3 separate regions of the Mus musculus genome follow, and regions 2 and 3 are each linked to region 1. A link is a loop called in an ENCODE intact Hi-C map of the cell type or tissue named here. Cell type or tissue: heart. All regions are shown on one strand. Links, peaks and the distances in the headings refer to the core of each region. The heading gives the core; the rest is flanking DNA. Region 1 holds the start of Sap30 (sin3 associated polypeptide). Region 2 holds the start of Gm34030 (a long non-coding RNA gene). Region 3 holds the start of Hand2 (heart and neural crest derivatives expressed 2).

The links. Hi-C counts contacts between places; a loop is a spot of excess contacts. Peaks named below come from ENCODE experiments on the same cell type or tissue, not always from the same donor. Only the 100,000 strongest peaks of a DNase experiment are listed, where the experiment ranks them.
Region 2: it touches region 1 in a loop (3.0-fold over the local background); 4 of 42 quality-filtered maps call a loop at or near these places.
Region 3: a loop joins it to region 1, with 2.6 times the contacts of the local background. A loop is called at or near these places in 4 of 42 quality-filtered maps.

Annotation. Positions count from the first base shown.
Region 1 is chr8:57,482,289-57,493,064 of GRCm38, reverse strand. Sap30 (sin3 associated polypeptide) reads left to right here and starts at 5,205. Exons shown (of 4, transcript NM_021788.2): 1 at 5,205-5,813; 2 at 7,430-7,555; 3 at 7,925-8,023; 4 at 10,015-10,363. The coding sequence starts at 5,499. The coding sequence ends at 10,137. It overlaps 2500002B13Rik (RIKEN cDNA 2500002B13 gene), which reads right to left and starts at 5,102. Exons shown (of 4, transcript NR_126553.1): 1 at 4,872-5,102; 2 at 2,598-2,725. In heart, for the core only: no CTCF peak of the experiment used is centred there; DNase peaks (open chromatin) are centred at 4,394, 4,654, 5,154 and 5,944; H3K4me3 peaks cover 3,603 bases; H3K27ac peaks cover 3,776 bases.
Region 2 is chr8:57,328,958-57,339,733 of GRCm38, reverse strand. It overlaps Gm34030 (a long non-coding RNA gene), which reads left to right and starts at 4,594. Exons shown (of 4, transcript XR_378998.4): 1 at 4,594-5,346; 2 at 6,886-6,977; 3 at 7,180-7,233; 4 at 7,704-8,043. It overlaps Hdnr (Hand2 downstream lncRNA), which reads right to left and starts at 7,299. Exons shown (of 3, transcript NR_131041.1): 1 at 7,101-7,299. RefSeq lists an enhancer at 4,843-6,606. In heart, for the core only: a CTCF peak has its summit at 6,204 (motif pointing right); DNase peaks (open chromatin) are centred at 5,773, 6,593, 7,353, 7,803 and 2 weaker places; H3K4me3 peaks cover 5,340 bases; H3K27ac peaks cover 6,618 bases.
Region 3 is chr8:57,315,236-57,326,011 of GRCm38, reverse strand. It overlaps Hand2 (heart and neural crest derivatives expressed 2), which reads right to left and starts at 5,029. Exons shown (of 2, transcript NM_010402.4): 1 at 3,551-5,029; 2 at 1,495-2,250. The coding sequence starts at 4,105. The coding sequence ends at 2,152. It overlaps Hand2os1 (Hand2, opposite strand 1), which reads left to right and starts at 5,153. Exons shown (of 6, transcript NR_154048.1): 1 at 5,153-5,323; 2 at 5,724-5,828. In heart, for the core only: no CTCF peak of the experiment used is centred there; DNase peaks (open chromatin) are centred at 3,871, 4,521, 5,051 and 5,581; H3K4me3 peaks cover 8,000 bases; H3K27ac peaks cover 8,000 bases.

The DNA.
Region 1 (10,776 bases), core at 1,005-9,004:
CCTTTGAGATTTCATCTTAGTCCAGTCAGAATGTTTAAAAATAAGAAAACAAGCAGGGCATGGTGGCACACACCTTTAATCCCAGCACTTGGGAGGCAGAGGGAGGCAGATTTCTGAGTTCAAGGCCAGCCTGGTCTACAGAGTGAGTTCCAGGACAGCCAGGGCTACACAGAGAAACCCTGTCTCGGAAAAAAACAAAACAAAAACACCAACAAAGAACAGCACATGCTGGGAAGAATGTGAAGAAATGGGACCCTTTATGTACTGTTGGTGAGAACTGTGCAGCCACTATGGAGATCAGTGGGGAGGGTCCTCAAAAAAAACAAAACAAAACGAGAAGTAGGTCTACCATATGGCCCAGATATATTACCCCTGGGCATATACCCAAAGGACTCTATTTCCTGCAGTAGAGACCACATGGTCACCCATGTTCCCTTAGCTACTAGGTGGTGGAAACCATTTTTCAACTGATGATCGCTAATGAAAATGTGGTGCTTGTATACAATGGAATCTCAGTCAGCTGTAAAGAAAAATAAACTCATGAAATTTGCAGGCAGAGGGAGCGAACTGGGCAATGCTACACTAAGTGAAGAGACCCAGACCCCGAAAGACAAGCACTGTTCTCACTCACATATGGCTTCCAACCAAATCTTTGGGTTTGTGTATTTAATTTGGGGTCCCAGGGACTTTAAGTCACAATAATTTTCTTTTAAATTAATGTTATTGTATCATGATAGCCACAAATAATTTTCCACCCAGAGCAAATGCCAGCATTAGATGACTACATATTGGTGAGACCAAAATTGTGGAAGAAGCCACAGATATAGCTTAGCAACAGGTTAAACCATGGGTTGTTTCAAAATGTATGCACTACTTTAATATATACAGTACTAGTACAGGCAGGTGAAGCAGTTATTTCTCTGTTTTGATAACCACCATGACCAGAAGCAGCTCAGGGAAAGAACCGGTTTATCTCGCTTGCACAGTACAGTCCATCACCAAGGGAAGCCCAGACCACAGAGAAACACTGCTTCTTGGCTTACTTCCCATAGCATCTTCAGTTACCTTTCTTATACAGCCCAGGCCGCTTCCACATGGATAGGACCACCCCAAGTGCGCTTGTCACCCTCCCTTATCAATCAACAGCCAAGAAAATGGCCCACAGAAATGCCTATAGACCAATCAGATGGAGTTGATTCTTCAATTGAGATGCCTTCTTTCCAAGTACGTCTACATCTATATCAGGTTGACAAATCTAACTCTTGACACTTAAGGACTTAGGAAGAGCAAAAGCTGGGCATTCGCTAGTCAGGTAGAAGACTGGACTTCAGTCTGCACTAAGGGGAGCATCTTTCTTGGGCTGGGAGAGTAGTTCAGTTGTAGGAGATTCACCTAGCATGTCCAAAGCTCTGGGTTCAATTCTCAGCACCACAATAAAACAAACGAATAAACAAACAAACAAAGTAACTAACGTAGTAACCCAATACGAGGTAAGGACCATAGCCCCCAAGTGGGAATATGAACCAGAGTATCACCTACTTGGCTAAAATATCCTCAGGCATTAATTACTCTAGGATGTTTTAGCATCAGAGATATGAGGCCCCTCTGTAGGAACATAATATGAATTATTTTATAATTATTTTTTCAAACAAAACGAAAGGCAATCAAAGACAGTGGATGAAAGAAGAGTCAGGAATAAGTCAGAACTATCAGAAACAAAAGACAAGTGAAACAGACTTAATAAATATAGTCTAAAAAAAAATCACTGTCCTTGCTAGGAATATTGAAGAAAATGTCAAACTTCCAAATTGTATCAGAGAACTGGAAAACTAAAATGTGACATTTAAGATTTGGAAAAAAAAATAGGAATGATAACATTAAGAAATATAATAAAACAGAAAAACTATGGGTGCATTTTAGAGCAGATTAGACACATCTAAACAAAAGAATGTATGACTAAGGTTAGGTTAAAAGAATCCAAAGGGGAGCTGGGTGTGGTGGCGCATGGCTTTAATCCCAGCACTTGGGAGGCAGAGGCAGGTGGATTTCTGAGTTCGAGGCAAGCCTGGTCTATACAGTGAGTTCCAGGATAGCCTAGGCTACATGGAGAAACCCTGTCTCTAAAAAACAAAAAACAAAAAAACCAAAAAAAAAAAAAAAAAAAAAAAAAAAAAGAATCCAAAGGGAACTTATAAACAAAACAAAGCTGGGTGGTGGTGGTGGCAGCAGTGGTGGTGGTGGCAGTGGCAGTGGTGGCGGCAGAGGATTTCTGAGTTCAAGGCCAGCCTGGTCTACAGAGTGAGTTCCAGGACAGCCAGGGCTACACAGAGAAACCCTGTCTCAAAAAACCAAACCAAACCAAACCAAACCAATCATTGGCGTAGGAAACATACATACACACACAAAAAAACACTATAGAAGGCCTGATGTGTACTGATTTGTAGTCTGAGATGGGGAGAAAAAAAGAAAAAAAAGACATGGGAAACAATACAGCCTAGAAAATCTAATATTGATGTCTTAGGGTTTTATGGCTGTGAACAGACACCATGACCAAGGTGACTCTTATAAAGGACAACATTTAACTGTGGCTGACTTACAGGTTTAGAGGTTCAGTCCATTATCATCAAGGCAGGAACATGGCAGCCCCAGGCAGTCATGATGCAGGAGGAGCTGAGAGTTCTACACTTTCATCTGAAGGTTGCTATGAAAATACTGGAGGAAATTCCTGGAGGAAGATAGAATGAGGGTCTTTAAGCAAAAGCCCACAGTGACACACCTACTCCAACAAGGCCACACCTCCCACTATGGCCACTCCCAGGGCTCCCACTATGGCCACTCCCAGGGTCAAGAATATACAAAACAATACAGTCAGCTCCCTGGCTCCCATAGGCTTATTTAAACAAAGGAGTCTATGGGGGCCACACCTAGACATAGCATAATAAAAGAGTGCTTTTAGTCCACATTCCAAAGTCCCCACAGTCAACAGCAGTCTCAAGAATGTTAAAAGTCCAAAGTTCAAAGTCTCTTCTGAGATTCATCCACTCACTTAACTGTAACCCCCAAAGCAAGACTGGAAACCAGCAGGGCAAACTCCAAAGCCTGCATCTCCTAGTCTGATGTCAAAAAGCCAAATCTCTAACTCCTTCTACATCTTTGTTGACTGCAACAAATTTCTTTCTCCTGGGTTGGTTCCACTCCCTGTTAGCAGCTTTCCTCAGCAGATAACCCATGGCTCTGGCATTTTTGAACATCTTGGAGTCTCCAAGGCAACTTAAACATTACCGCTTCTTGTTCCAGTATCTAGGATCCACACATGATCTTCTGGGCTCTTCCAAAGGGCTTGTGTCACTTCTCCAGCTCTGCCCTCTGTAGCATTCTCTGTAGCAGATTGACTCCACTCCACTGTTGCTGTTGTTCTTGGTGATCATTCTATGGTACTGGCATCTCCAATATGTTAGGGGCCTTCAGCTGCAACTAAGTTTCACCTCTCATAGGCTCTCTTCATGGTGCCACGCCTCAAATCCTTTGCATAACCTCTTCAGTCCTAACCCATCAACAACTGAGGCTGCACTTTCACCAATGGTCTTCCCTGGCCTCTCACAGCTGCTCTTCATGACCCCTTCATACCTTCAAAACCACTACCACTTGGGTGACACTTATACATTACCAAGTACAGCTGCAGTACAGGGTACAAACTTGGGTATCTCGGAAACACAGCTTCTTTTGCCTTCAGAAAACAACTCCCAGACGATTTCACCTCTGTGGTATTGATCTCTTCGTAATCACTGCTAATTTCTTAGCTCCAGCTAGCCAGCATCAATTGTCCTAGTGGTGCCTTCTATTCTTGACTCTAAAGCCAGCCACATAGCCGGAGCACCTGAGTTCTGCTACTTGCTGAGGCTGGAATGTGGCCCCTTCTTATTCTATTACCAACTTTATGTTTTCCAACTCCTTCCCAGCCTAAGCTTAGCTGTCCTGGAACTTGCTCTGAATATTGACCTTGAACTCAGAGATATGTGTGGCTCTGTATCATTAATGCTGGCATTAAAGGCATGTTCTACCATGACTGGATTTAAACTTTTCTCTATTTGGAACTTGCTCTGTTCCAAGCTGGTCTTGAACAATGAAATCTGCTTGGCTTTGTCTCTTTGGATTAAAGGTGTGAAAGCTTGGGCCTAAGTTTTTCATGACCTCTGTGACGATTATATATATATATATATATAATCGTCACTGAATTGGTTGAATCTAAAACAGGCTTTCTCAAAACTCTTCCACTTGAAATAAATTATTTTTGCTTAAGCTTAAGTCTAATAATTATCAGAGGTTCAGGGTTGGCATGGCCACGCCCATTCTTCCACCCCGCCCACCACAGGCACAGGCAAAAATACACATTACGCGAGCACAAACACGTACCCAGGCGCGCACGCGCGCAACCCCCCCCCCCCCCACACACACACCCGCGGCACACACAAGCACACATGTACGCATGCATATGACTCAAGAAAAGAGGTTTCTCGATCCTCGTCCCCTACAGCCAGGGCTAAGTTTTGATGAGTAGTCTGCAGACGTGATACTAGTGTGCTTCCTTTAAATGGTCTTAAACCCTCTTAGATCCGTTTGAAAGGAATCCAAGTGGCAGTAGAGGCGACAAGCAGCCCGATGCCTGCCAACCCGTCGGCACACGAGTATGCCAAGGACCTGCCACGCTCTAGAAGTCAGCTGCGGTATGGAGATGGAGATGAAGGACTCTCCGCCTAAAGAGCGCTAGGTATCCCGAGTTTTCTTTCAATAAATACCAAACAGCCCGTAAACTTTTTCTCACTTAATTCTTACTACCCCCCCCCACCCCCCACCCCCCCACACACACACACCATTAATGCTTCTTCCCAGGAGTCAGCTGGCGGTCTGAACACTAACTTTGCGAAACAAGAGGAGCTAAAACCAGCCCTTGCTCGCAGGAGAGAATAGAGGCGAGAAAACACGGTAAAAGCCTGACCTCACAGTCAGACTTGCCCGGTGCTTGGAATGGAAAAAAAAAAAAACTAGGGGTGGCTCGCCACGCGACGCATGCTGGGATGAGTAGTTTGTCCCGCTGGTCCCGCACGTAATCAGAACAGAGCGCAAGTTAGCTCCTCGATCAAGAACTACCATTCCCGTGGGGCCGCGCGGCAGGTGTGGGGCGGGGCCAGAGGAGGGGCGTCTCCCTCGCGCAGGTTCTGGGGTTGAGAAGGAGGCGGAGGAGCTGCGGTCCAACTGCTGAAGTCTCCATGTGACAGTGAGTGGGGTCTCCTTTCTAGGCGCCACTTCACTCCTGATCACAGTCACAGGACCTGGTAGCTATTCCAGCACCGACAGACCGGCCGGCCCTGGACTCTGGGCGTCGGACCGTGCCGCCACCAGACTTGGGGTGCGGAGTGAACGGCCGCCCAGGGGAAGGAGGCGGAGCGGCGCGGCGAGCGGGGCTCTGTAGCGGCGCCGGCGCCCCCGAACTGGCAGACATGAACGGCTTCACTCCGGAGGAGATGAGCCGAGGCGGGGACGCGGCCGCCGCCGTGGCCGCGGTGGTCGCTGCTGCGGCTGCCGCCGCCTCGGCGGGGAATGGGAACGCAGCCGGCGGTGGGGCAGAGGTACCCGGTGCCGGTGCAGTGTCAGCTTCTGGGCCACCTGGAGCGGCCGGTCCCGGCCCTGGGCAACTCTGTTGTTTGCGGGAGGACGGTGAGCGGTGCGGGCGCGCGGCAGGCAACGCCAGCTTCAGCAAAAGGATCCAGAAGAGCATCTCTCAGAAGAAGGTGAAGATCGAGCTGGATAAGAGTGTAAGTGGCCCAGGGACCGCCCTGCCCTATCCTGCGTGCCTCGCCGGATGGTTGGCGGGGTTCACGAGTCTCGGGGATTGGGTTGCAGGTGGGATTAGTGGTTCTCTGATTGAAACAAAGTCCCTGCAACTCCGGCCACCTTCCCCAGCGCGCGCTCGCGCAGTGGTGCGGGGCTCCTCCGCCCCTCGCCCGGACTCCCGCTGCCTCGCGTGTCTCCCACGCCAGGCTTCCCTCTTCCTCCTTTGCTGCGATCTGGAAACGAAACAAAGGGGACCGCAGCACCGAGGGCCCGGAGTAGTTTTCTCGCAGCCGGGCAGTCCCTTCTGGAATGGAGGCGCCTTTGTTTTGCTGCCAGAGCCGGTGTCTGCCCTAGGGAGCAGCTTCGCTCCTCTAGGGAAAGTAGAGTCTGGCTGGACCCCACAATTCTCTCTCTCTCTCTTTTTTTCCTTTTTGTCTTTTCTTTTTTTCTTTCCTCCTCGTTGTTCTCTTTCTCTTGAACACAGACAAGCAAGCTGAGCTCACCAGTTGCCTTACAGGGAGATAGATGATTGTAAACGTTGTTTGCGGTGTCAGCTCTTCGGGCAGCTGCTCCGAACCAAGGCTGCAAATAAGCCTCTGCGGTTTTACAGCCCTCTCGGCAGCCATCGGGATTTCTTTTTCTGTCTTTATGCACGTCTGCTGTTTTGGCCAGCTATGAGGTTTCAGAGAATTCCATTGCTACTTTTCAGAGCTCTGACTGATGGCAAAGGAAGAACAAGATACAGAACCTCCAGACATCCTGTATATTTTTAACTTACCCTTAGCTTAGAAGTCAATTTAAAAGCCTGTTCATTCGGCCTTTAATTGTAGCCTTAAAAGGGGGGGGGGGGAGAGTGTCAATCAGCTCAGTATTTCCTAGTCCACTGTATATACAGCTCTCAAATCCCCGAGTAATTAATTTTTTTGAAAAGTTTATTTGTGATTCTGTTTAGGCAGGTTTCTCAGTAGGGTCCATGAGAAACTTTGCAAGAGAACATGAATAATTTGCTTTAATTGAAAACACAAAATACAGAGAAATATATTCGCTTAATCCTTAAAAAGAAACCTTAGGGTTCAAATTTAAACATAGGATATGAATTCAATGTTGCATTTGTAAAGAAATGCATACTTTGTACCTGTAGAATTTCACTATCTAACAGATCAATCAGAAAGCATGTACCTACGAGTAATATAATGCTGCTCTCAAGCTAGAGAAAATACAAGGACAAATTTGTGGGCAATGCCACCTCTCCCTTTTAAGTTAAAATCAGCAGGAGCTAACTTATTTAGGTCACCTTCCCTGCAATTTGATGACAAGACCCAGAGAATTGGAATTTTTCTTCCTTTCCTGCCTGCCTGCCTTCTCCAAGATACTACCCGCCCGCCCACCGCTTCCAATTCCTCCCCTCCCCCATTTCCTTAACAGTATCGCCAGATTGCTAATGTTACAACATTTTAATAGTGGAAAGAAACATTGCATCTTCTGAACAGTGGCCTGTTAAGATGATTTTTAGTCAGCCACCTGGGCCTATGCATTTTACTAATACTTAGCTGCAGTTTTTCTGGACTCACAGTCTTTGAAAATTTTTCCTTTACAGGCAAGGCATCTTTACATTTGTGACTATCATAAGAACTTAATTCAGAGCGTTCGGAACAGAAGGAAGAGGAAAGGAAGCGATGATGATGGGGGAGACTCGCCTGTTCAGGACATCGACACTCCAGAGGTAGATGGCAGGCTTTTCCCCATGTTATATGTAAATCATAAGCATGCTGGCAATCCCAACACCATTCTGTAAATATTTGAGCTCTTCTTTAACTGTTTAAAGCATCTGAAAAATCTCAAAAGTTATATACAGTCAGTGAAGATGTATTTATACTAATATTAAATCTCAGACGACATTCTTACAGCTCTTGACATACAACTTCCTCTTTTGTTTCTCCGGAAGTTTACAATATGTATCCCCCAAAGATGGAACTGTTTAATAAAGTACAGGTCTGAGTGTGTAAATGAAGTCATTGTGTGAAGTGTCATAATACAGATCAATGATATCTTTTCAACAGAGTGAACTAACTCATCTATTTTTTTTTTCTAGGTTGATTTGTACCAATTACAAGTAAATACACTTAGAAGATACAAAAGACACTTCAAGCTTCCAACCAGACCAGGTCTAAATAAAGCACAACTTGTTGAGGTATATATAAATAAGCTTTATACTGTTTAAACAATCCTGTTCACACCAACAAGGTATCATTAAGTGATGATGAAATAGATGAATGTAGTATATTAAATAGTATATTGCATGTAGTAAAGTAAAAGTTAATAGGTGTATTGTGGAATGTAGTTGTTTAGAAACATCTATCTGCCACCTAGGAAAGCTCTCCAGTGAGTGCTCAGTGGATTACATTCAGAGTATATACAGTGTCTTTTAATGTTGATTTTTCAGAGTAAGCAATGAGAATTTTTTAATCATTGTTCTAGAATCTTGTTTTAAAGGGATGGACTATACATGTGGATTGGAATATAAATGGAATATTTCCATTGAGGGATGGAAAATAAATAAGCTTACAAGTATTTGTTAGAATGTAATTTTCAAAGTTTCTGCAGGTGAGCCCTGAAACAGGATTTCCCTTGCTTTCTAATTTTACTTTGAGATACACTTGCCTTTGTTAGTAGTTGTTTTTAAGTAAAGGATACTTTCTTTACATCAAGAGAAAGAACAAAAATAAGGCTTTATGTTAAAGTTAAAGTTTGCTTGGTATGGGACTTCAGTTCCTTTGGTATGTTTTGGAAGCTAGTTTTGTGTGTGTGTTGAAGTAATAAAGCCACAAAAATCTGTGAACTTTTAAAATACAGATTTAAATAATTATACTTTATATCTAAAGCAAACATTTCCACTGAGTAGACAGATCAAAATATGTATGTATGCATCAACACATATATATTTATGTGAGTGTTCTTATATTCTTCAGCATGACATTAGTAGTTAGCCTACATTTCCAATGTGTATAAATAAATGATAAATATGAGTTAGAATTTTTTTAGAAAGCTCTATAACATTAAAATTCAGTATGCTAACTAGCCAAATTTTCTTCTATATTTCTTGCCTAGGCAACAAAACTATTTTTCTTTAAATTTATTTCAAAGCTATCATCCTTTTTCTGCTGCACAGTACATATATATAGACATTCCCTACTATAATGAAAATATAATAGACACTAGTGTAATTATCCCTATTCTATAACAAATAGCCAAGAATTGATACAAAGTTGTATTTAAATATAGAACTCAAATCTCAAGCTCTTTTTTTGTTTTGTTTTATTTTGTTTTGTTTTCCAAGACAGGCTTTTTCTGTTTAGCCCTGACTGTCCTGGAACTCACTTTGTAGACCAGGCTGGCCTCTAACTCAGAAACCCACCTGCCTCTGCCTCCCAAGTGCTGGGATTAAAAGTGTGCGACACCACTGCCCGGCTAAATCTCAAGCTCTTAAAATCAGGTCTTATAAACCAGTTGTAGTTCAGTGGATTCTAGAAAAAGGCAGTCTTGAGTCTGAGCATGCGTAGTATTAGCAGCTCAGTTTCTTATCTGTTTATTCTGATGTACATGTTAGAACTGTGCAGTAAAAGACAGGAAAACAGTCCAACATCCTTCTAGCTCCTTGAGGTTTCCATTCTTAAATTTTATTCATAAAAAATTTACAAGAAACTTAAGAGTTAATATCAGTTGTACCAATGGTATTTATGGTACAGTTTGTTACCAAGAATTTTTTTTCCTTATATTACTCTTTTTCTATGAATACAGTCTAAGCCCTCCCTCATATGATGGACATTAGTTTTTTTGTTTTATTTCATTAATATTTAATGTTTAAGAATATGTAGTTTGCAAACTAAAGTTTAAAAGGAAAATACTTATAACAAGTGCACATTAATTAAGTAGACCAAAGGGGGTAAAATACTCAAAGAGTGTATTAATTGTGGAGACTAACGGATCCTTTGAAGTCAGGCTGTCTTTTGTTTATAATATCTTGTTTTTATGTGCTTTGGAGCTTGTTAATATTTTGTTAAGACAGATTAATCTTTAAAAGTATCTTGTGGTCACACAGCACTTTGGCAAAGTTGTATCTTACTCAGCTCACAGCATCTGCTACATCTAACCTTTAATTTGTCCATTTTTTTTAATTTGTAGATAGTTGGTTGCCACTTTAAGTCTATTCCAGTGAACGAAAAAGACACCTTAACATGTTTCATCTACTCAGTGAGGAACGACAAGAACAAATCGGATCTCAAGGCCGACAGTGGTGTTCACTAGGAGAGATGCTGTTCACACTAGCCCATAGATGTCTGCCTGGAAAGAATGTTTACTGGTTTTCAGATGTAGAAATGTTCTTGTGTATTTTTTCTACCGAGGATTTACTTTGACTTTTTTTTTTTTTTTAATGTTGTTGTCATTTTTGATTCTAATAATTAGTTGGAAACTCATAAACTGAGCTTCCTAGATTACACATATTTTAAATAAAGGTTATTACTATTATAGCTGCTTCAGCCTGTTTATTTTATGAAACTTTGTTTTTGTGTTAAACTTTTTGGGACTGGTATTAAGATTTCAGATAAAGGTCATTTTGTAAGCTTTTCTTACAAATTCCAAGTAATTAAAGGTAAAGCAGGAATGACAGACATGACCCCCTCACCTTCCCTAGGTGGATTTGATTTGCAATTAAGCATTCTTGTTTTTGTTTTGTTTTGTTTCTCCGTGTAACCCTGGATGCCCTGGAATTCACTCTGCACACCAGATTGGCCTCACACTCAGAGATCCTCCTGCCTCTGCCTCCTGAATGCTGGGGTTAGAGGCATGCACCACCGCCACCAGGCTAGCATTATTTGTAAAGTGCTTTGTGATGTATGTTAGCAAATTTGAAAATTAGACTTCCATTGATTTTTTTCAACCACT
Region 2 (10,776 bases), core at 1,390-9,389, 150 kb after region 1:
TTCTGCCTCCCCCTTAAAACAGTTCCTGTTGAAACATCCTTTTTATTTATCTTTAATAAACAAGAGTTCCCTGGAAATAACTACCCACAGAAGGAAGAGGAACCCACCACTCTCATCTCCACTAATTAATGAGACTTGATGGTCTAGAACTAGGACCATCTTCAAACCTATCATATGGATAGATGTGGCTAGACCAGATGAAATCTGCAAGTCCACACCTACCGCTGAATTTAATTCTTTTCTTCTGTAGTCTATATGTATATATGCACAGAAGTGCAGGTGTTCAGAAATGTACAATATACTTTTGTGTATATATAACATTTGTAACAGTCTGTGCCAAGATGCAGAAGAGAACAAATTTGGAGAGCATCCTCTTTGGTTGGTCCTTAAAGACCAGACCTCCCTTCTGGGACTAGAAAGAGAGACCTCCAGGGTGTAAAGCCTGAGGGTGGGGGTGGGTAAGTAAGTCTCCTAAGGACAGCTGTCATCCAGGTCTAGTCACAGTCACATGATTCATTAGAATCCTTAATCCTCATGAGAAGACTAGCATCAGACCCTCTGACCCTGCCAGTGAAACCTCATAAAACTGGCCAAGATGCTGGCCAACATACACGTTAATTAGAGTGACATGGTTCTTTGGCATCTAGTCTGATGAACAGCTTTGGGGCTTCAGGGGGCAGAAGGTTTGGGGTCCCTTTCACCACCAAATGCCCTTTGGTCCCACCAAGGCATCAGTTGGACACAATACATGATCTGAAATCCAGTCCACTTTACTAGATAGCTTACCTTCAGCACCTAAGGCAAAACTCTGCCCCTGGATCCCTAAGAGCAACAGGCAAAAACCTAAAAACCTAAAGGAAACACAAACCTTTGTTGTTATTAATTCTGTGTGCTTTTGTTAGGCAGGGTTGGGGGACAGTCCAAAGTGAAAACAGACACATTTTTGTTACTATTAAATGGGTAGATACTTAGCAGCCCCCTCCCTCCATGGCTAAAATCTTCCCACGGACTGAAACTGTTTCCAATATCAACGTGTAGAAGATGGTCCAATGAAGAAGGGCAAGGGCTGGAGTCAACTTCACTATAATTCTGATGCAGTACTGAAAGTCAAACCACATCCAGGATACAGGACAACTTCATCTCTTGCAATGTTTTCTACCCGTGACGTGCTTTTCTCTCTCTCTCTCTCTCTCTCTCTCTCTCTCTCTCTCTCTCTCTCTCTCTCTCTCTCTCTCAAAAAATATGTCTTCATCTCCATCTCTCAACTAGACAACAGTAAAGATAAGCCACCATCTAGGTTAGATTCAGGAGCTAAGACCCTTAAACTTTTCCCAAGACCACATAGATGTAGATGAAAATGTTGTTCTGCAAAAGAGGACCTTAAGAGAGACAAGAGCATTTTCCTTACTTTTAATAAAAACTAATCACCTCTGCTTTATCTTCCTTTCAAGTGTTGTGTGTATGGGGCTAGATGTCCCTGGCGATGCAGGGACTCAGGCACACTGGGCCAGGACTTTACCACCCTTACTACTGATCATTCTAGCTCATCAACTTCTGTTAAGTTGTAAATAGTAAAACTCCTGAAAGTTTGCCTGGTTATTACATTGCTGAATTTATCTTGATTATTTTATAGTGAATATGTATCATCTAATCCTTTGCCTACCCATTTATAACCTGTGCAAATTAACTGCAGATGAGAACATTGTAAAAACTCTTTTATAATAAGAGAGAATTTATTCATGGCTTATTTGATGTGTAGCAATTTAGCTGTTTCCAATTTGGAGGGATGAAGGGATAGATTGTTGGGAAAGGGAATACTCAGCTTGTGCAAGGCCTGAGACTTAATCCTAAGCACCCAAAACAACCCCAAAACAAAATTCATTTGAGTTGGAGAGAGGGCCACACTAAAATACAAAAAGCCATGTCCACAACTCTAGACAGGCTTTAACAGTCTCTGTCTTTCTCGTTGTGCCTGTCTCTCTTTCCTTGCTGTTTAGCACCACTCACAGAGCAAAGACAGTCCAACATGGTGTGTGATCAATTGTTCTGCATATACCCTTGCGCTGTAAAATTTAGATTACAATCCAGATATAATCTGATACCATGACTAGACTGTATTTTCTGTGAGCCTCTTCCAAGCCTCCAAAGATCTCCTCCACCCCCATCTACTTCCATTAGCTGAGGAGGGAGATTTTTCAGTGCTAGAACCATAGAAATGACACTCTTTTTGGCTCCTCCATGTATTAGAAATCTCAGAGAAGATTCACAAGCAATGAACAATGGTGGAAAAAAATAGCCGGAAAGAATTTTTGCCTGCGTATCTTGTATATGTTTTTGATGCACAAGAACATCATGCCTTTTCATTAAATGCATCTCACATATTAAATGGATTTCATTAAATGTATCTGCTAAGATTGTGCAGAAATGCAATCCCAGCACATGGGAGATAGTCATAGGAGAAATGTAAGTTTAGATCACAGTCAATCTGGATCACTGGGGTGGATCCTTTCTGTACAAACCAACAAAATCAAGTAAGGACATCTCCTGGGGACATACAGTAGCATATTTGGCACTTATCATATACTGAAGACTAGTTGTTATCTGAGTAGACTCTAGGAACTAAAAACATATAACACACGTCTGTTTGTTTGTTTGTTTAATGGGTTCTAAATTGAAAATCTGACCAGAAAAATGCTACTTTTATGAGAAAAAAATTTTTTAGATGGGACAAAAATGCATAATCTCTGATGTCTCCAAACAGGGGACCAGCCTGTTTAAAGCCACTTGCAGCTCCAGTTAAGATACTGGGAGGGCAGGCTTGAAGGATTGCGAGTCTTTAGTGCCACAGGGAAAGACTACATTAAAATTTAGGTTTGAGTCAGGCACGGTGAGAAGCCTATAATTCGAGTACAATATAACTGGAAAGACAGTCTTTAACAGATGTTTTGTAATGAAAAAAAATGTTTTTGAAGAGCCTTGCCTTAGAAAGGGCTTCCTCTCAGAGAACCAGCACCCAGTTGTACCGCTCCGAATGGGCAGCACACTTTACCTCTCTGCCAGAACTCTGAAGGGGTAAAAGTTGGGCAACTACTTCTTGGGAAGGAAGACATAATGCTCTAAATGTGTGTGTGTGTGTGTGTGTGTGTGTGTGTGTGTGTGTGTGTGTGTGTGTGTGTGTGTGTGTTCAGAGACAGCGCTTTGCTATACAGTCCTGGCTGGTCTGGAACTTGCTGTGACCTGACAGGCAACCTTTGGGAATTCTCCTGAATCCACTTTTCATGTGCTTGGATTGTAGGCTTCTCACCATGCCTGGCTCAAAGCTAAATTTTTAAAAAGAAGAATAAAAGCCGTCAAAACTAAGGGTGAAATTCCGAAATCAAAGGAACCAACTAAATGCTTGGGACTGGATAACCATTCACTTTCATTACTTCCAGGTAATTAAAGAGTGCGCCCATGCCCAAGATATTTTAATTTAGAACTGCTGTGGTCCTCAAGAGCATGCAAATAAACAAACCCACTCTGCTAAGGACACTGGCCCTGCAGCTCACTCTGATGTTTATGTCTCCAAAAGTTTTTCATGTTGTATAGTCCTGGCTAGTAAACAACCTGAACTGCTCTAGTGGCAAAGGTCAAACTGCAAAATGAAAGGGACTTAAAAAGAAACCGTCCTAGTTAAAGATACAGTACGCGGGGGAAAAAAACAAACAAACAGGGAATAAACTCCTGCTCTGTCCATTTCTGTAAATCAGTAGATCCTGTCCCAGACATAAAATTGGGTTGTTTTTTCCCCCACAAAACAGGTGCTTACATGATTTCTAGAGGACACTGGGAGGAATTTCATACAGTGATCAGGAGAATGTATGTGTCTGAGATCCCAAAAGGTAGCAATAGAGGGGAGCAGTTGAGGTAGGAAGGGAAGGAAGGGGGAATTGAGGGAGCTCTTGGTTTTCCCCAGCTGTTGGAACATATGGTGCCAGGGCTTTTCAAAGATGACAAAGGATGATGAAAAAACTCCTTTCCCCACTAAAGAATGCCTTCCCTACAAATAAAGATAAGTCTTCAGGCTGAAATCCCCTCCCACGGGGAGTAAACAGAGGTCACTAATCTTTTTTCATACTTTGGTAAAAGTAACAGCGCGATTATGAAAGCAACAGAAGAATACAGGGTGTGTGTGCTTAAAAAAAAAATCCCTCCAGGATCAGGCCAGACCCTGGGTGGGACTATCCTATCGGGTTCTCCATATTTCACGTTTTATAGACAGTCTTTTTCCTAAAGGATATACTTTCATTAGGCTATAAATGCTCCAGCAGATGAGAGAGGGAAAGGTGTGTGTGTGTGTGTGTGTGTGTGTGTGTGTGAGACAGAGAGAGAGAGAGAGAGAAAGAGAGAGAGAGAGAGAGAGAGAGAGAGAGAGAGATATCACCAGAGACAGGTGTGATGGTTAAGGAATGCTTGTAGTTTGAGCACTAGGTAGCAACTAGGTAGCATCCTGGTGCAGGGTGTGCCACCTCTCCTGGCAGAGGCCTCCCTTCCTAGTTTTCAGGTTCTCCTGAAATTCCCCAAGTCGTGTGTGTGTGTGTGTGTGTGTGTGTGTGTGTGTGTGTGTTCAAGTTTGTTAAATTGTTAAATTTTATTAGTTGTGTTCTTACTGTTGAAGACTTTTCAGTCCCAGTTACACCTGTATCAGTGAAGTAAAATATTTCAGAGCTGAAGGGACCTAAGTGGGTGTCCCCAACTATGAGTGTCCTTGTCTCCCATTCCTTTGTTTCAGCCTGTAGAAGCCTGAGTCTGTCACTGGAGAATCATCCAGCCTTCCATTGGAGGCCTCCACAGCACGGGTTCGCAGTTAGAGGTCGGTAGCAGTTTAAAAATTATTGTAAAACATCGCCTGGATGATATATAGTCTAGGTCAGATTAGCAATCATATCCGATGTTTAAAACACACCCTGAATTGTGACCCTGTTTCACTAGGGAATTGCACCCAATGGAGAAGAATTGGAGCAATAATTACTTTCTTCTTGGGAAAAAAAATATGTTTCTAAAGAAAGCGTTGGAATCAAGGACGAGTTAGGTAATGTGTATTAAAAAGGCCAGCAAGTCGCTGTCGTTGAAACCCAATCACAGTTCGTAGTTCAAGGCAAACTGCTTTTAATTGACATGGTGTATATTCGCCTGCTCCTCTCAGGGTTGCCCGGGCAGAGACGCCCCAAGAGTATTTATTTCTAGGGTGGAAACAAAACAACCACCCCCGTCTACCGCGTTAAGAGAGCGCTCCAAGATGGACTGCCGGAGAAAGGCTTTTTGACCCGGGTGGAAATTAGTCATATTGACAGACGCGCAGGAAAGGTAAATTACCCGGCGCGCTGACGCTATGCAGAAGCGCTCCGGGATCCGACTGCGCCGCGGCGCGGAGGGGGCCGGCTAGAGGCTCCCAGTTCTTTGCCCCAGATTTCCATCAAGGTTGTTAGCTTCTCTGGACCTGGGGTTTCAATGAGAAGGCGACTAAGCGAGCCCTAATAAGATGCCTGACAGGGGAAAGAAACAAAAATAAAGCAAACAGAAAGAGAGAAAAGATTTACCCTTTCTGAGCTGGGAGGTGAGCAAAGTACAGAGCCAAGAGAAAAAGCTAGCAAGGTCCGCAGAGGAAAGAAAGGGGGAGGAGGCTGCGAGGCACGGACTTCGAAGCTCTCGAGAGCCTAGGCCGCCACTTGGGAGGTCCCGGCCTCAGTCTGGCCAGGCCAACCACATCCCCGGGAGGATCGGAGCTAGGGCGGGTCACAATTACACCTCGGCTCCAGGCGAGGGCTTAAAACCCAAGTGGTGGGGACCGAAGTCTGGAAGCAAGGCCCCCGCGGTCATGGGGTGGGGGAGGCAGGCCCGTGCACAGGAACCTTTTTACAAGACATGTGGGTACAAGAAAACAAAATCAAAATAAACTCCTTTCATCCACCACGGCCAAAGAAAACAAAAGCTGTCTTGTAGAGGAGGTGAGCGGTCGTTTTGAAATTCAGCGTGTTTTGTTTTTATATAAAGAGTTTTTTCGATTTTTTTTAACCCGATAATCGAGGCTGGAATTGTCAGGGGAGGGGAGGAAGAACTTACATTGGCGGAGGTGAGTGGGGTTGGCATCATAGGTTTACCCCTAAGGTACTGCAGCCGTGCTTCTCAGCACAAGCTGGAGCACAAGCTGGAGACTGCTCGCACACCAGATGGCAGCAACATAGGCAGAGTCTGATGGTCCCATCTCATTTCTTTGCAAAAATTAGACTCGAGAAGGGGAACATTGGAAGGCATTTAAAGTGTGACATCTAGACTTGACCAAAGGCTCTAACTCGAAAGATAGTCACGGTGGCCACGGTGGCCACGGTGGTCACCGAGGAACCACTTTTTCCTCATGGCTGTAGGGTTGGGGCCTCCCCATCTATTTCGGGCTTGGATCCTGGGCTCAAAGGAAGGAAAGGATCAACTGCTTGGGCTTTGTTGTCAGGTTGTCGGGGTGAAGAAAGTGATGACCTTTCACGGGCAGCATCCCCACTCTGTAGAGGTGGCCGGTGGCTTCTCCGGACCTTCAGCGTGGCGTGTTATTTTTAGGTTTCTAGGCGCTCCGGAAAGACTCTTCTCCAGAGAGGTTGTGGGAGAAGGGGGCGGGGGTAATAGGGTGTTTAACAAGGCACACTACTTATTATTAAAGCAAAACAGAACAAAATGCACTCTCTAGATTCCTCTCCCGGGTTTCTGATGTTTGGTCTGCAAAAACCACGCCAAGATTCACTTTTAAGAAAACCTTGGGGGGAGGGTGGGTGGGGCCTAGAAACCGCTCTCTGCTGGGCTCGAATCCAGTGCTCTCAACCTTACTTTCCCCTTCTCTTCGGCCACTGCCCCTAGCCCAGAGCTGGCCAGAGTAGCTCTTCCGGAGAAGGACCGAAGGGCCGGGAAAAGGGAAGAATCTCCATCTCCGTTGCTTCTGCAGAGCAAAGGTTTGGAACATTTCTGAAACTACTTTTAAAGAACAGTTTGCAATAAGTTCCTATTTCTACAATACGATTTGCTGGGGGAGTATTGTGTAGAAACTTGGGCTTCCACCCGTCGTCCCCTCTCACCTTGAGGAGGCCTGGGTCCAGTCTGACCTCTCAGGTCGCTGTTCAAATCTCAGCAACGTGCTCTCTTCCTCTTCTTTAGGGTGCTTGGCTCCTGCAGACTCCCTCCCATTCTCTACCGGCACCGACCTCAACGGTAAGACTCAGCCTCCTTTTTTAGGACTCCACACTGCTTCTCCAAAGAACTAAGCTGGCTGGAGTCGAGACAAGGCGCCTTCAGTTTCTTCCTTTATCTCCCGCCCTCCCCGCCCCCAGCTTTTCCTCTCCAGAGTGTGTGACTCATTGGGTCCACCTTGAATTCCCCTAGCGACCCACTGCCTTAGCCCGCATCTCTCTACCCACAGGATTGCCTTGCTTTCCGGGTGCATGTGGGGGGACCTCAGTGCTGGTTCCACCACTTGGTGCCCTGAGCCTGGTAAACAGGGACACTCCCCCCCGCCCCCCCACTCACCGCATCTATGCTCTGAGTGGCCTTCAGGAGTCCAAGATGCACAAAGGAGAGACAGTGCAGAGAGAAGAGGAAGGGAGGGGATGGTGGTGGAGATAAACCCAGCATACACACACGCACACAAAACCAACTTTGGGATTGGACTGTTTCTATTTCAGACGACACGACCTGGATGAATGGAGTATCCGGAGAAGGTTTTTGAAGACGTTTAGGAGGAAGGGTGAGTTTTCTGTTGAGAAACTCAATCTGCCATACAGTAGCGGGCCCCATCTGGGATCTGTCACTGCTGACAGCACCACAGGGCACAGCCGTGATCTTCTGCACAGCCTGCACTCCTCGAAATACCCTCCTTAATCAAAGGATGTCTGCGCGCCGGCGCTCAGCTGACCGCGCCAAAGCAGAGAGGCCTAAGAGTTCCACCCCTCCCGCCCCCTCCCCAGGCTCACAACCTCCCCCAACCCTGTCTTTCCAGAGCATTAATTAAAAGCGGAAAAAAGACAGAGGCTGATGTCATTGCTCTCAGATCATAAACGTAAGAGTCATCCTGTGAGAATCCCTGAAAATGACTTTAATGAATAATTTCAGAGACAGTTATGGCTTTGGGTGATTACTGAGCGAGAATATGAAAACCAGATTTTCAAGGGAAGGCGATGGTCAGGCGGTCTGACCATCTCCACCCCCCATTAAAACCGCATTAGTTTCCCTTCCCAACTACTACTACAAACTTAGATTTTTGTTTCCAGGGTTTTTTCTTTAAAACTAAAGCCACAAGCAACAGAGACACAGACACAGACACACACAGACACACACACACACAGACACACAGACACAGACACACACACACACACACACACACACAGAGAGAGAGAGAGAGAGAGAGAGAGAGAGAGAGAGAGAGAGAGAGAGAGAGCATTTCTGTTTTATCCCAAAGACAAAAATGTCTGTGCCAAGCAACAATAACAATCTATCTTAAAAAGAAGGCCCCGGTGGATGACCATCATTCCTGTCTTTTCAGAAAGGAGGGTTTACCATCATCTTGGGTTAGAATACTATCTTTTCTGGCCTCCTCTAGGCAATACGTTTGATGAAGATTGAACACTCTGGCCTTGAGTAAGTGCATTGTTTGTTTTAAGTGACTTTTAACTGGCTGAGCAGCAAACATCATGGGAACAAATAATATGTTTCTGCAGGTCTCCATGACTTCGGTTATTGGTCACCAATGCTTGAAAGATGGCTTGGTATTATGTAAGGGAATTATATTTTGAAAGACTCCATTTAGTCATAAGAGAAGCATTAGGTTAGTTGGATCCAATGGGTTGTGTATTAAAAATATTATTTGAAGTTGAGTATAATGGTATGTGCCCTTAATCCCAGCATTTGGAAGTCAGAGGCAAGGGGATTGTCATGTTTCGATACTTAGTCTAAATAGAGAGTTTCTGGGTAAGTCTGTACTTTCTTACCAAGGTCCTGTCAGACACACTTTGGAAAACAAAAACTACTCAAGAAAGCAACTGAGGCATTGGTTGGAGGCTAGAATTGTCTACTACTCCATGATCATTATCAGAAAGGCTCAGCTTCCTACGAATCTAGCTTCTTTGGTTGGGGACATACAGGGAGAATCCCTGGGCCAGTGGACCATCTAAATTGACTCCACTCTCATATAATTTCTACCCGGAGCAAGAAAATACTGTAGGTCAGCATAGTGTGGATCTTTGTGGTTTTGAGTGACCTGGTTGAGAAATTGATTGTCTGAGCTAACCAGATTCCAACATTAAGGCAGACCATGAAGAACCCACCTGGCAACACTATTAAACAAAACAAAACAAACAAACAAACCAACCAACCAGGCTCCCTGCTTTTATTTCCTTTGCTTCTCAGCCAGGCCAGAGTCCTGACATCACCAAGGATCAGCTCTTCAGACCATACACTTGATTGTTTTCCCCATTTGCAGAGGATAGAAATGAATGGAAATGGGACACTCAGGGTGACATTTTTCTCTGACTTAGAGGGAATGGCCCCTTCCTAGTCTAGATCACAAGAAGGCAGGAGGAGTTTGTTCCGTAGACTTGCTTCGGGTGGTTGTGAAGAACTCTTGGGAATTCTTGATTCCCGGGCTTGTTTTAATATTCTCGGTTCCCTTACATGGAATTTGACATTATTTGTCTATTCCCTCAAAGAAAGGCCACCTTCTTTATCTCTCAATACAGTGTAGCCTCTGACTGAACAGGCAGTTTGCCCTGTTTGGTACATGAGAAAATAAACCCCAGGCTGCTGCAAGGCATCTATCTTTGATCAAGGTAAATTGATCAGGGATATGTCCAATTCTCTCTTGAAGGGTATAGACTTTAAAAATGGAGGCCTTGGCCTATTCTTTCTTCATATTTGATAGTGTCACCCTTACCCACATAAGACAGTAGTTTTGGTGGCTCAAGAAAAACATTCCTAAAATTCTGTACCAATTGTGGTGGTTGGTGTGGCCTCAGGCAGTGTTTCTAGAATTTTCTGCAGAAGTTTTAAGAATTCCAAGCTCTGAAATGAAGTCCCTGGCCTGGCCAATCGGAATTTTTGGAGGTTTTCATGAAATATGGGTGGGTTTGTAAGTTTGTTAGTTCTCTGGGAAACACAAATCTCCATCCTGGACAGCTCAGATACTGAGTTCATCACAGCACCTGTCCTGCCAGCCAACAGCTCGTCAGGGTCAGAGGGCGTGAGCATCTAGGTATCACACACAGATCTCCTTTCTCTGCTCGAGACGCCGCAACAGAACAGAGGACAAAGCTACCGCGCTAGTCGCCTGTCCTGCTCAAGAAGTGTCACCAGCTGGGCAGCTGTCACTAGATCTATTAGGCTCTAAAGCAGGTGCAGAGGTGCAGTCACAAGAGAAGTGAAGTCCTGTAATCACTAAGTTGTCCCCTTAGGCAGGAAAATTCCATCATTTTGGTCCGGAGAACTGTAGTACAGGCGGGTGCAGTGGGCGGGACACTAGTTACCTCTAAAAAGTTCCCTGAGAGTCGTTTGGCCGCATAAGGGCTACTCGTAACCACGTGGGTCCCCGTTTTGCACTGGCGTTACTCCCCCCCCCAACCCCCGCGCCCGCCCCCAGGCTGTCTCTATTGGTGTAGGGAAGCAGCGCTTGGTTCATGGGTAGCAAAGGAACTCTGATCGGTAGGGACCAATAGTCGGAGGCTTTTCGAAGAGGAAGGCACAGGACCGACTGAGAGATTGGAAGAT
Region 3 (10,776 bases), core at 958-8,957, 170 kb after region 1:
TCTAAAACACAGACTCTTTCTTCTGAGCTGATAAAAGTGAAGAAGCAGAAGGCCTCTCTGCAGGCAAAAGGAGAGAGCCCCGCTTGGTCAAACAGACAATGATCCAGAGAGCTACAGAAAACCTGGGCAACCACCCTCCCCTGCTCCCCACCCCCGCTATAAACAAAGGCAAGTGTCTGTAAACACAGCCCCTAGCCCACCAGGTCGGCCCAGCGTCGGCTGACCTGAGGGGAGAAAGTTCAGATCGCTTTGGCCTAGTTGTTCTAACCCCTGGCCCTCCTGTTGTCAGCCATCCGCAGAAGTCCGAAACACCACTCACACCGCCCCCCCCCCCCCCCACGAAGGGCCAGGCTGGCTGACTGCAGACCACCCGGGTCAGAGAAGCTATGAGTGAGCCCTGGGAACACTTGAGGGATTGGGCTCCGCAGCAGGGTGTGAATATCACCCCAAGGATGGCTAACGCTGGAAACCCTTTGGCAAGGCTCTACAACACCAGATTACTATGCATGGAGCTCCATGAAACAAGCCGCTTTCAAATACTGTTTGCCTTCTCCACTTTTCCACCCGTTCCTAATAGCACTCAGCTTCTTTACTTTCTAGAGCCAGGGGTGAAGTTTCTTCTGGGATAGTACAGGACCCCTGAACAGCAAAGCCCAGGAAGAGGGTGAAGTTCTGGGCGGCTGCTACTCAGGGGGTTAGTTGCCACTTGCAAGAGCTGCAGCTTCGAAGACTTCAGGCACCGAGCAGTTAATATTGAGTTCCCTGTAGCTCCTTGTAAATCTAACCCAACCCCTCGCCCCCCTTTAAATCTGTGGTCTTGTTCGCGATTTCTTACTTGACGTAAAATTCCTTGTTACCTAATCATAGACTCTTTCAAAAAAACTCCCCTCCTCCACCACCACTGCTCATGTGAGAATCTTCCGATCTGGACAGCTAGCAAAACCTCCTTCTCTCTTTTTTCTCTCTCTTAAAAAAAAAAAAACTTGGATAAAAGCCCTCTACTTTGAACTAAACGCCCCAGACTATTTCCTATGCCTGTAATAAGGCCCTGGATCCTCCTCACACCTCCTCCACAGGAAAGAAAAAAAAATGCTCCCCAAACACAAAACGAAGCACCAGGCACAGGGCTTCCGATAGATACCTATAAAACAAGGCCACCTAAACCTTCTGCACAAGGCGCAGGCACTTCTCCCAACCAGATATTCTCCTGGGAGCTTCGGCAAGAAGAAGAGAGACAGGACTGGAGAGCAGCCCAGGCCTTTGGTCAGGATTTTCACCAGGACAGTTTGCTTTAATAACAGCTCCTTCATCTAGGGAGCCTTAGGTCATAGTGATGGATGAGAACCACTGACTCTTTTTAAATAAAATTGGAGGCAATTATGATAATTTAGTTTACTTCTGAATATTTTAAATATTATGAAAACAAGTATAACAGCTTTGTTTTCAAAATTCTTTTGAGGTATCACCCATGTAAAGATTAGGTTTTTTTTTTTTGTAAAAAAAACACGCAGTGGTTTATTGAATACTTACAATGTTTACACCTTCAATATTAATTAAATTCCACTTAGTTTTAGAGGACGGAAGCGCACAAAAACAAGAAGCTGGTGGAAACATCTTCGACTAGGGGACAATGACATTTGAAATGTGACAGCACTAGATAACCGACCCGACAGAAATGTTAGCGGCCCTGTTTTCTGCTTTGAAATAAAACTTTATAACCCCCAGGAATATTTATATCCGAAGGCCGAGTATTAAAAAGATACACTTCACATATGCACTAGTGTCCACTTTGTTTTATCTGGAAAGAGTTGGGTAAGGAGGCGGGGGACAACGCTGGTGTCTACACAGCCAAGAGGGAACATTCACACACAGAGAATGACGGGGGTCCCTTACCACACGGGAGTGTCCTCTTCATATTAAAATATGGAATGCTTTTCTTCAAATATCCACCTTTTTTTGGAGAGGGAGGTGGGGAGCGGATGCTCAAAGGTGGGTGGGTGGGGGCGGGCAGAAAGAAGGGGAAGGAAATTGCACATAAATAAACCGGATGATCCAACTGCAAGAAGTCCTCAGAACGGAGCCCGAGGGCTTTCGGGGAGTCCTGGGTCTGCATCTGGCGCCTTGGCCCCCGGCTCACTGCTCTCCTCTTCTTCACTGCTTGAGCTCCAGGGCCCAGACGTGCTGTGGCCAGCCTGTCCGGCCTTTGGTTTTCTTGTCGTTGCTGCTCACTGTGCTTTTCAAGATCTCATTCTAAACAGAAAGGGGGCGAGAGGGAGAGAAATGGAAAGACAGGTTTAGCGCCTAGTCCCAGCCACCTTAGCTCGCCTCGGCCTAGAGGACACTGAGCGCTAGGGTACGAGGGAACACCTAAAGAGGGGGATGGTGCGGGTACCGGCCCCTGCAGAAAAGTTAAGCTGGTTTCCAGTGCTTTGGTTACCGCCGAGGCCTTCTCTCCAGATGCTCAAGGACCCAGTCAGCAAGTTTATAAACAAATGGCCGATTTCTAGCCGGCTATGGTGAAGCCTAGGTTCTTATTTTTCCCTTCCTGCTATTGCAGGGGAGAAAGCAGAGGCCAGCGCTTAATCTGCCCTCTGTTTCAATAGCGAACCCATATCCAAAAGCCCCTCTGCTCTGGCCTGGGTTTCTCCCGCCAGCCAGCAGCAGCTCTGTACATTGAGTTCAGCAGTTTGTCTCCTCCAGGGCCCTTGAAATCTCTGGTTATTCGGAAGTCCATTCCATTATGCATGAATCAAAGGGCTGCAAGCGGCAAAGGAGAAAATCTCCACAAATGGAATTGTTTCTTAGGTTCTTCCTGGTCATGCCCTATCCAGAACTCCATTACTTTACCGGCAGTTGGTAGGAATCCGAGAACACTTTAAGTGGCTCGGCATAACTTCATGTTAGAGTTGATAACAATGACCACAATGTGCATAACTTTTACTCTTCAAGTGCACAAACTCACTCAAATAAACTTAGAAACACTCGCGAATTACTTAGGGGAGAATTTACGCTCTAACATTATTGCCAAAGAGAAACTAAAGCTGTACTTGTACGCTAGAAGTTAAAGGTACTTAATGTTTACCGTTACCTCCCGCGTGCCCTAGCAATGTGAAGGAGCATAACGTTTTCTTAGAGTCAGAGGCAGCCTCGGTTTTGGAATGGGGGATGCGACCAATAGTGGAGTCACTGGAACCGAGAGGTCATTAGGTAACTTATTTTAGAAATATTTAGAAGAAAAGTTGGGTTGGCGGTCAAAGATAGCTTTAATGAACACAGAATGAGGGGACCTGGCCAGTGTGACTGGGAGATTGGTGAGCTCCTACATTTTGGAAGGTCGGTCCTAAATGGAGAGAGGAGCTTGCAACTTCGAAGGAAGACATTCTGCTGCTGACATCCTCCTGTCTTGCTTTTGAGGAAACCATCCCTACTCCACAACCTGGCTCCCTACGCAAAGAATGTGGCACACAATTTCTCAGCCTGAATGGAAAGACCAGAACAGCGGTCCCAAGAACCCCGAGTCCCTCACCAGCCTCGATCCCTTAGTACTGACCAGCTCTTTCTTCCTCTTCTCCTCTTTCACGTCGGTCTTCTTGATCTCCGCCTTGAAGGCCTCCGCCTCTCCGTTCTGGTCGTCCTTGGCCAGCAGATCCATGAGGTAGGCGATGTAGCTGGTGGCCAGGCGCAGTGTCTTGATCTTGGAGAGTTTGGTGTCGGCGGGCACGTTGGGGATGCACTCGCGCAGCTCGGCGAAGGCGCTGTTGATGCTCTGAGTCCTGCGCCGCTCCTTGCGGTTGGCGGTGCCCCGGCGCTTCACCGGGCGCGGCCCCCCCAGGCCGGGAGGCCCGGCGCCGGGCGGCACTCCCCCATAATGGGAGTGGTCCAGGCCCGCGGCACCGCTGGCGTACTCGGGGCTGTAGGACAGGGCCATACTGTAGTCGGGGGGCGACATCTCCGGGTGGCCAATAAGCCAGCCGTGGAAGTAGGGGTTCTCCTCGTGGCTGCAGCGGCTGGCGGCGGCGGCGGCAGCGGCGGCGGCGGCTGCGGCGAATGGGTAGCCCTCATGGTGCACCACGGGGTGGTGGGGAAAGCCCCCCACCAGACTCATCTCGCCTTCCGTGGCCCTCCACGCGCCCCAGCGTGCGCGCAGCCCCGCCGCGCCCTCCGATCGGGCTCCGACCTCGGCGATCGGCGGCCTTCCCCACCCCCCACCCCCCAACCCCCGGGCTCCCGGGCCGGCCCTGCAGCCGCAGAGGGGGCCGCTGCAGCCCGGGGCCCGCGCCTGGCCCGCCGGGCCCGCCTCAGCTGTGCCGCGGCCGCCGGCTCCCCATGGGGCGCGGCGAGCTGGTCCCGGCACGGTGCGCCCTTGCTGGCCGCCGCCGCCCGCCCAGCTCTACAGCCCGCGCGCCGGCTCCCGCGTTCCCCGCTGCAGCGACCAGGCAGAGCGCTCCGGTGCTCATGCAAAAGTGCCGGCCGGCTCCCGCGAGGCAGTCCCGCAGACGCCGGCCACGGGACTCCTGACTCCGAAGATGACCTGGAATCCGGGGCGAGTCCAAGCTGGGGCTGCAGGAGCCGGCCCGGCTGTGCCGGGAGGCGGCGGGGTCGCAGCTTAGCGTGGAGCTACCTCGGTGCGACCCTCCCCCTTCCTGCCCCTTCCCCTCCCCCACCAGCTCGATCTGGGTTCTTGGGCGCTTATTGTTTTAATAAAAATTATTTGGTTGTTGTTTTGGTCCTTGAGTGTGATTTGTTTTTAAAGCTGTAAGGAACGTGTCCGTCCTCGCTCCTCAGGCTCTCTCGGAGGCTTTGCAGAGAGGTCTCAGCGCATCCATTTTCTAAGATCCTCTCCTCTCCGGACAAGAATCTTGGGCCCTTGAAGGCACCTCGGAGCTGGGAAGCGGCGAATGGACTCTCGGAGGGGTGTGCTCAGACAGTGGCCGCGGAAGCTCCTGGGTGGCAGCGGCGGCGGTTCTCTTGGGCTGGACGCGGTGAGGGGAGCAAGCCGATTTTCCCAGCAAGATCTCCATGTACAGCTACATCTTTAGGGCCGCTCGGGTTAATATATGTCGTCAGAGGCTCCTCACGCCAATCCCGGGGCGGCGGGGGCGGCGCCTCGCGCTCTCCGCAATAAAACTTTTTGATGTTCACGTTGCTAATTGCCGAGGTCCTCTTCTAGGATTGGTTGTCCACTCATAACCATAAGATAATTAAAACGGGGGGGGGCAGGGTAAAAAAAAAACCCTTTTATCAGCCATAGGTTAATGCAAGTGTTTAACAGATGCTTCGCTATTAAAATATTTCCCCCCAATACTGAAGAATCTTAAACCAGGTACAGTATTATTTCGCTTTCTTTTCTGATTACAGGGGTGGGGTGAATAGAGAAAGGAACGCAGATTATGCCTTTTCAAGTGTTTTGTAGGTAACCGAGGCAGAAAACTGAGCCGACAGTCTCCTATAGTTTTGTGCTGGGCTGGGGAGGGGATTTGGGGTGGGTGGTGGTGGCGACAAGAGTCTGGAGGTGGCGGTATGGAATCCCATTAAGGTGCGATTGGGAGTGAGCCGAGTCTCTTTGACCAGGCTAGAGCGCCAGCGCTCCTCTGACCCGGCACACTTTGGCAAAGTTGCAGTGGCCTGTTTGCTTAGGCACTGAAGTGGATGACCCAAGTTAGGATGACAACTTGCAGAGAACGCGGATGAGACCTTCAGTTTGTGCCCACACTCATTTGCAGCAACCCTAACAGAGATTGCGAAGATTTTCAAAGTGGGGCACCTCGATTTCTCGAATCTGTGGTGTGGCGAATATCCGTGTTCCTCCTGCTTAACTAGCCTGTTTGGTAAGTAACTGAATAGTTTTTACAGCGTGTTCGGAGCTTATTTTCTAGTTTTTATGAACAAACATATAAATATATCTCTGCATTCCTGCCTCCCTCATAAAAGCGGGCATCTGTGGAAAGCAGGTTTAGTTATCGGAGGGGAGCCATTAAACGGACGTTTAAGAGACAGGCAGGGAGGAAGGCTCGTGGATGTTTAGACTGCTTGCCTTGGCGATCTTGAACGCATTAGAACGGAAAATGGATCTCCACTTGTAAGTTAGCGGGCCTCGGGGCACCTAGGAGATTCCCCAGCAGCGCGGGATAGGGGCGGTCAGTGGAAGGAGGCAAAACCACCCTCCGGCTGGCCTGTATGAGGATCTCTTCTTTTCACTCACACGAAGAAGGTCCCTGTGTAATAGGGTGTCAACAGAAGCCCTTAGGCTGTAAATTTGATCACACCGATAGCTGGCCTTGGACCTGAGGAGGCAAGCAGAGGGGACACAAGTGACTCCCACCGTTGGCATCGCTTTTTGGAGGCAGAAGCACTCTGGTCCCAGACATTAAAGAGAACCCCAAGTTAAGAATCCTGCATGGACAGTCCTTCCCATGTCCCTAGAGTCTGTCTGGCTGTTATTCTGTCTGGAAGGCCACATCAGAAGGAATCGGAGAGCCCATCTTCTTGCTCCCAGGGTACCCGAGCTGAGACCTAACTGCCCTGTGGTAATCTCACGGAGGAAAAAAAAAGACTTTAGAGCTGGGTGGTGGGAGAGGGGGAGAACTTAAAGGTTGTGGCCTTTCTTCTGTTTGCAAGGGGTCAGTTTTCCAGGCCAGCCCCCAGCAGAGGGTCAACTAAGACAGAGCAAATTCAGGATGGGGAGTAGCTGGACCTAGTCTTGCTGGTTAGCTCAGAGGCTTGAGTTTGATGGCAGAACAAAGTGACCTACATAGGGCTCTGCTTTCCAGCTTCGGTGGGTCTGCAGCTTGGGGTACAAGGAGAGTGGTTTTAAAGAAGTAGAGGTAATGTGGTGGAGAATTCTGTTTACATTTTCAGCAGGAGGGGTACCCTGAATCAGTAAATATTGGTAGTTAAAGCCTCTGACATTTGATACATTAAAAAAAAACTTGTTTATAAAAACATTTAGGCCTCGGGAACAGGTAGACTGGGTAAGATGATTATGTCCTGTCCAATCACAGATAAAAAACTTAGGAAAGGTGTTTTTTGGCTGCCTCAGGAAATAGACTTTCAGGGCGTTGGGAGATAGAAGAAGAATCCACAGAAAGATAGGGCTGGGGATAGAGAAGCTATCTGTTCACTTGCAGCCTCAGGATTTAGGGATCAGAAGGTGCTACTTTTAGCCTCCCCCCAACCCGCTTCCTGCTTTTAAAATTGAAACCACCACCACCACCACCACCACCAACAACAACAAAAAGTAGGGGTATGGATTCGTAGCTCCAGATAGCATCCTCACAAGTGATAAAAGAAATGGACAACATGGGACAGAAAAGGGGCTGTAAAAAATGCTAATCTGACCATCACTCCTCACTGACAGCACCATTATCAGTTAATTACTACAATCCAGGGGTCTAAAGCTTCATGGATCTTAGGAACTCAAACCCAGAGACTAGAGTGGTAGGATAGCGTTCTGTAGGTGGCTGGAGAGAGGGGACCAGTGGGTAAATTTTGGTGGTATCTACCATGAGTAGTTGGCTGGCTCTGAGTTATACTTACTGCAATTGTTCATTTTTTTTCTTTTTAGCATCTTTTGACACATTTTACTTCCGTAATTTCGGACTGCCAGGTAAACTTGCTGCTTTGGCAAACTCTGAATCTAAGATGCTATTTTAAATTAGTCCCTAGTTTAGAAAGTCTGTCCCACCCCAGGGGGTGATTATGAGGGAACTAACAGGGTGATGTGACAGGGAAGTTGGCATTTGGTGATCAGGAAGAAGGTGGAAGAATGTGGTTGTATAGTTTCTAACTTAGATGTCAGCCTGCTCCCTCACTCTTGGGCTGTACAAGCAGGCCCTCTGGTGAGCTGCTCTTTAAGATACACATTTAGAATTCTCAAGCACCATAGATCTGTGATGACGCTGGTTGTGGGCCATTCTGGGTGCCTAGGGAGGAATACCATAGAGGATTATCTCTCCCCCGGGAGGCTAAGGGCCGAGTGGCCCTGGGTCTGCACATCATCACAGGAAGGCAGCCCAGGTTTAGGGGAGTGTTGGAGATTCTGTGTCCATAATCCTCTTTGAGGCTGATGGTGTATCTACAGCTCTGTACATCACAAGCTCAGCTGAAGGGGCAAGGCTAGTTTCAAACATTTACTTTGTGTCCATGTTATTTGTCTCTTTTCTCTTACTACCACTTTCTCAAAAGACTCAAAGGGCAAGAAAAAGGCTGGGGAACCCGTTGCAAACATTTTTTGCCCTATGTGAGATATGACTTTTAAGCTCTGTTTTAAACTAAATATTTTTTTAAACTTCAGTCTCTTTTTAAGGGGAAATACAGATCTTTTCCAAATATTTATTATTTCAAAGGCAAGGGCAATTTTGTATCTCGTGTTTTGCTCATGAGTACTCCAAATAAACTGGATCTGAAAAGAACCAGGCCAGAAGGCCATAAACACACATTTTATATTTACAGGAATTATGACTCAATTCCCTTCATCATCTTTCAAGTCCCCCTATTACCTTCCTTCCTGAACTGAGGTAGTAAACTGATTGGGAAGACTCCTCAAAATACCTGTAACAAAGTGAACTCCAGAACATGCTAAGAACCCCAAAGGAATTCCAAACCCAGAAGGTGACAGGAAAATGAATCTGTTACTGAAGATGTAAACCTCAGCCTCACCTGCTCCAAAGACACTGTTTCTGCCACACTCAGGATCCCCTGCAGGCCTTTTCCCTCCTGGGAAGGCACTATGTCACTTTTCATGTTAGCCACTTAGTCCCACCATGTTTTAGGACATCCAGAACAAGGCCTATGGGCTGAGTGGCAGCCAAAGCTTCCCTCTGAGAGAGCCCTTTTTTTCCTTTTTCTTTTTGGGTATTTGTGTACAGACATGACAAAATTGTTTCAAAGTAGACAGCTGTAAAGTAGGGAATCTGGTCGATTGAACTTTTATGTCCCATTCAAAAAATGAAGGGCAGGAGAAGGTGCCCTTGACTCTTATGTGGCTTTCTTTTCTTCTGAGGAATTTCTTCTTGGATTTGGGGGAAGGGTGGGGCATTTGGGGAGTAAACCCCCCTGCCACAGGTTCTCCATTCAAAACAGATCTGTGCAGACAGAGGAGGCGGGGGGGGGGGGCTGGTTCAAAGGCAGGGATGGCTGTGGAGAGGATGATAAAAAAAAATGAACCCTTCAGTCCAGTTGTGCCTAGGAAATAGCAAAGTCAAGGTTTCCTATGTCCCTGTACATTTTTTTCCTATTTTTCTGCTCCCTCTTTTGCTTTCCCCAATTTTACTCCCCAGAAGTGTTGTGGTTTATATTTTATTTAACCCTGTCACTGAACCTGAGACTTATGGAAGAATGAAGCACTAGTTTGTCCTTAGATTCTTTATGGAAAATCCTACTATCCATTATGACCAGCAGTTGGTATTCTATTTTCTTCAATAACCCATGATTGCATTCTTGCATTAACGGGAAAATATGTGGAGAGTTCTCATTGATGAAGAAGGATTTGGTACTGTGACAGGTATCCGTAAATTAAAAATACTCATTCAGACTAAAGGCAGCATAAAATGTCCTGTGAACTGGCATTGCAAAGGATAATACTATATATAATACCATTAAACATAATATATGTTATTATACTTGTCTCAAGAAGTATGATAGATCTGATCTTTGCCACTTTGCAGTAGAATCCTGAGTTTAGAATAAAATGTTATAAGACAATACATCCCACAGGATTTATAAAACATACACAAAGAATTGCACACACAGAAATATTTCAGTGCTGGATGTGCATTTGAGAGGTAGACCCTGGCTTTCACTCACAGAACTTAAAAATAAGCAATTAAAAAAACCCCGCAATAATACAAATAAAAGTTAATTATAAAGAGAATTATTTCTTCCAAGCTGTAAACAAGTCATTTAGAATTCAGACGAGAACATGGCTATGATTTTGTATTTATACTCTTTGGAACTAGCTAGCAGTGGATTTAAGCAAGCATGCCATGCAGTCTGGGATTGAGGATAAGTAGGAATGAAATGGCTGCTTAACACGTGGAGCTTCTGAGGCATCATTTGTGGGACTGAAGGACTGACTTGTGACTGGAGCCCCTTTCCTTCCCAGTTCTAACTGCCATGTTGAGGGTACTCCTTGGAAGACTCCCCAACGTGACTTTATTTGCTGCACGGCATAGATGGATTTTTTTTTTTTTTTAACCTCTGACAGTTCACTCCAAGCCTTTCCTGCATTCTTCTACAGTCTTTGCTTAGAGACAAGGGACTTGAGCCAGGATAGGTTAGGTTTCAGGTTAACAAAAAGAAACACTTTTATTGTCAATATTAATGGCAAACTTCGATTTTTACAAGGCCTGGGTTTAGCAGATCAAAAGCAGCTTGTCTTGATTTCTCAATATTCTCTGGAGTTTAGACAATTAACTGCAATTTTGGTTCTAATGAAACAATATGAGAAAGCTAGTTGCAAAAAACATTGGTAAAGTTAGCACTGGGATACAGATTTTTACCTGTACATAACATATTATGATCTAGTAATTTATCCCTTCAACTGGAGCTGAGTTTGGAAGGAGCATTCCTTTAAGAAAATATGTTCAAGCACCGTCCTCACTTGCAATGTCATGAGTCTTTTTCAGAGTGTGCATTCCACGGTTGCCTTTCTGGCTGGGTAAGGATCCGGCAGACTGAGGTCTTCCTGGTAATTTGGGTACACCAAGTCTCCAGTTAATGATAGATAATCAGCCTTTGGGTCATTCGGTCATTCTCTTATTACAAACCCCTCCTGCT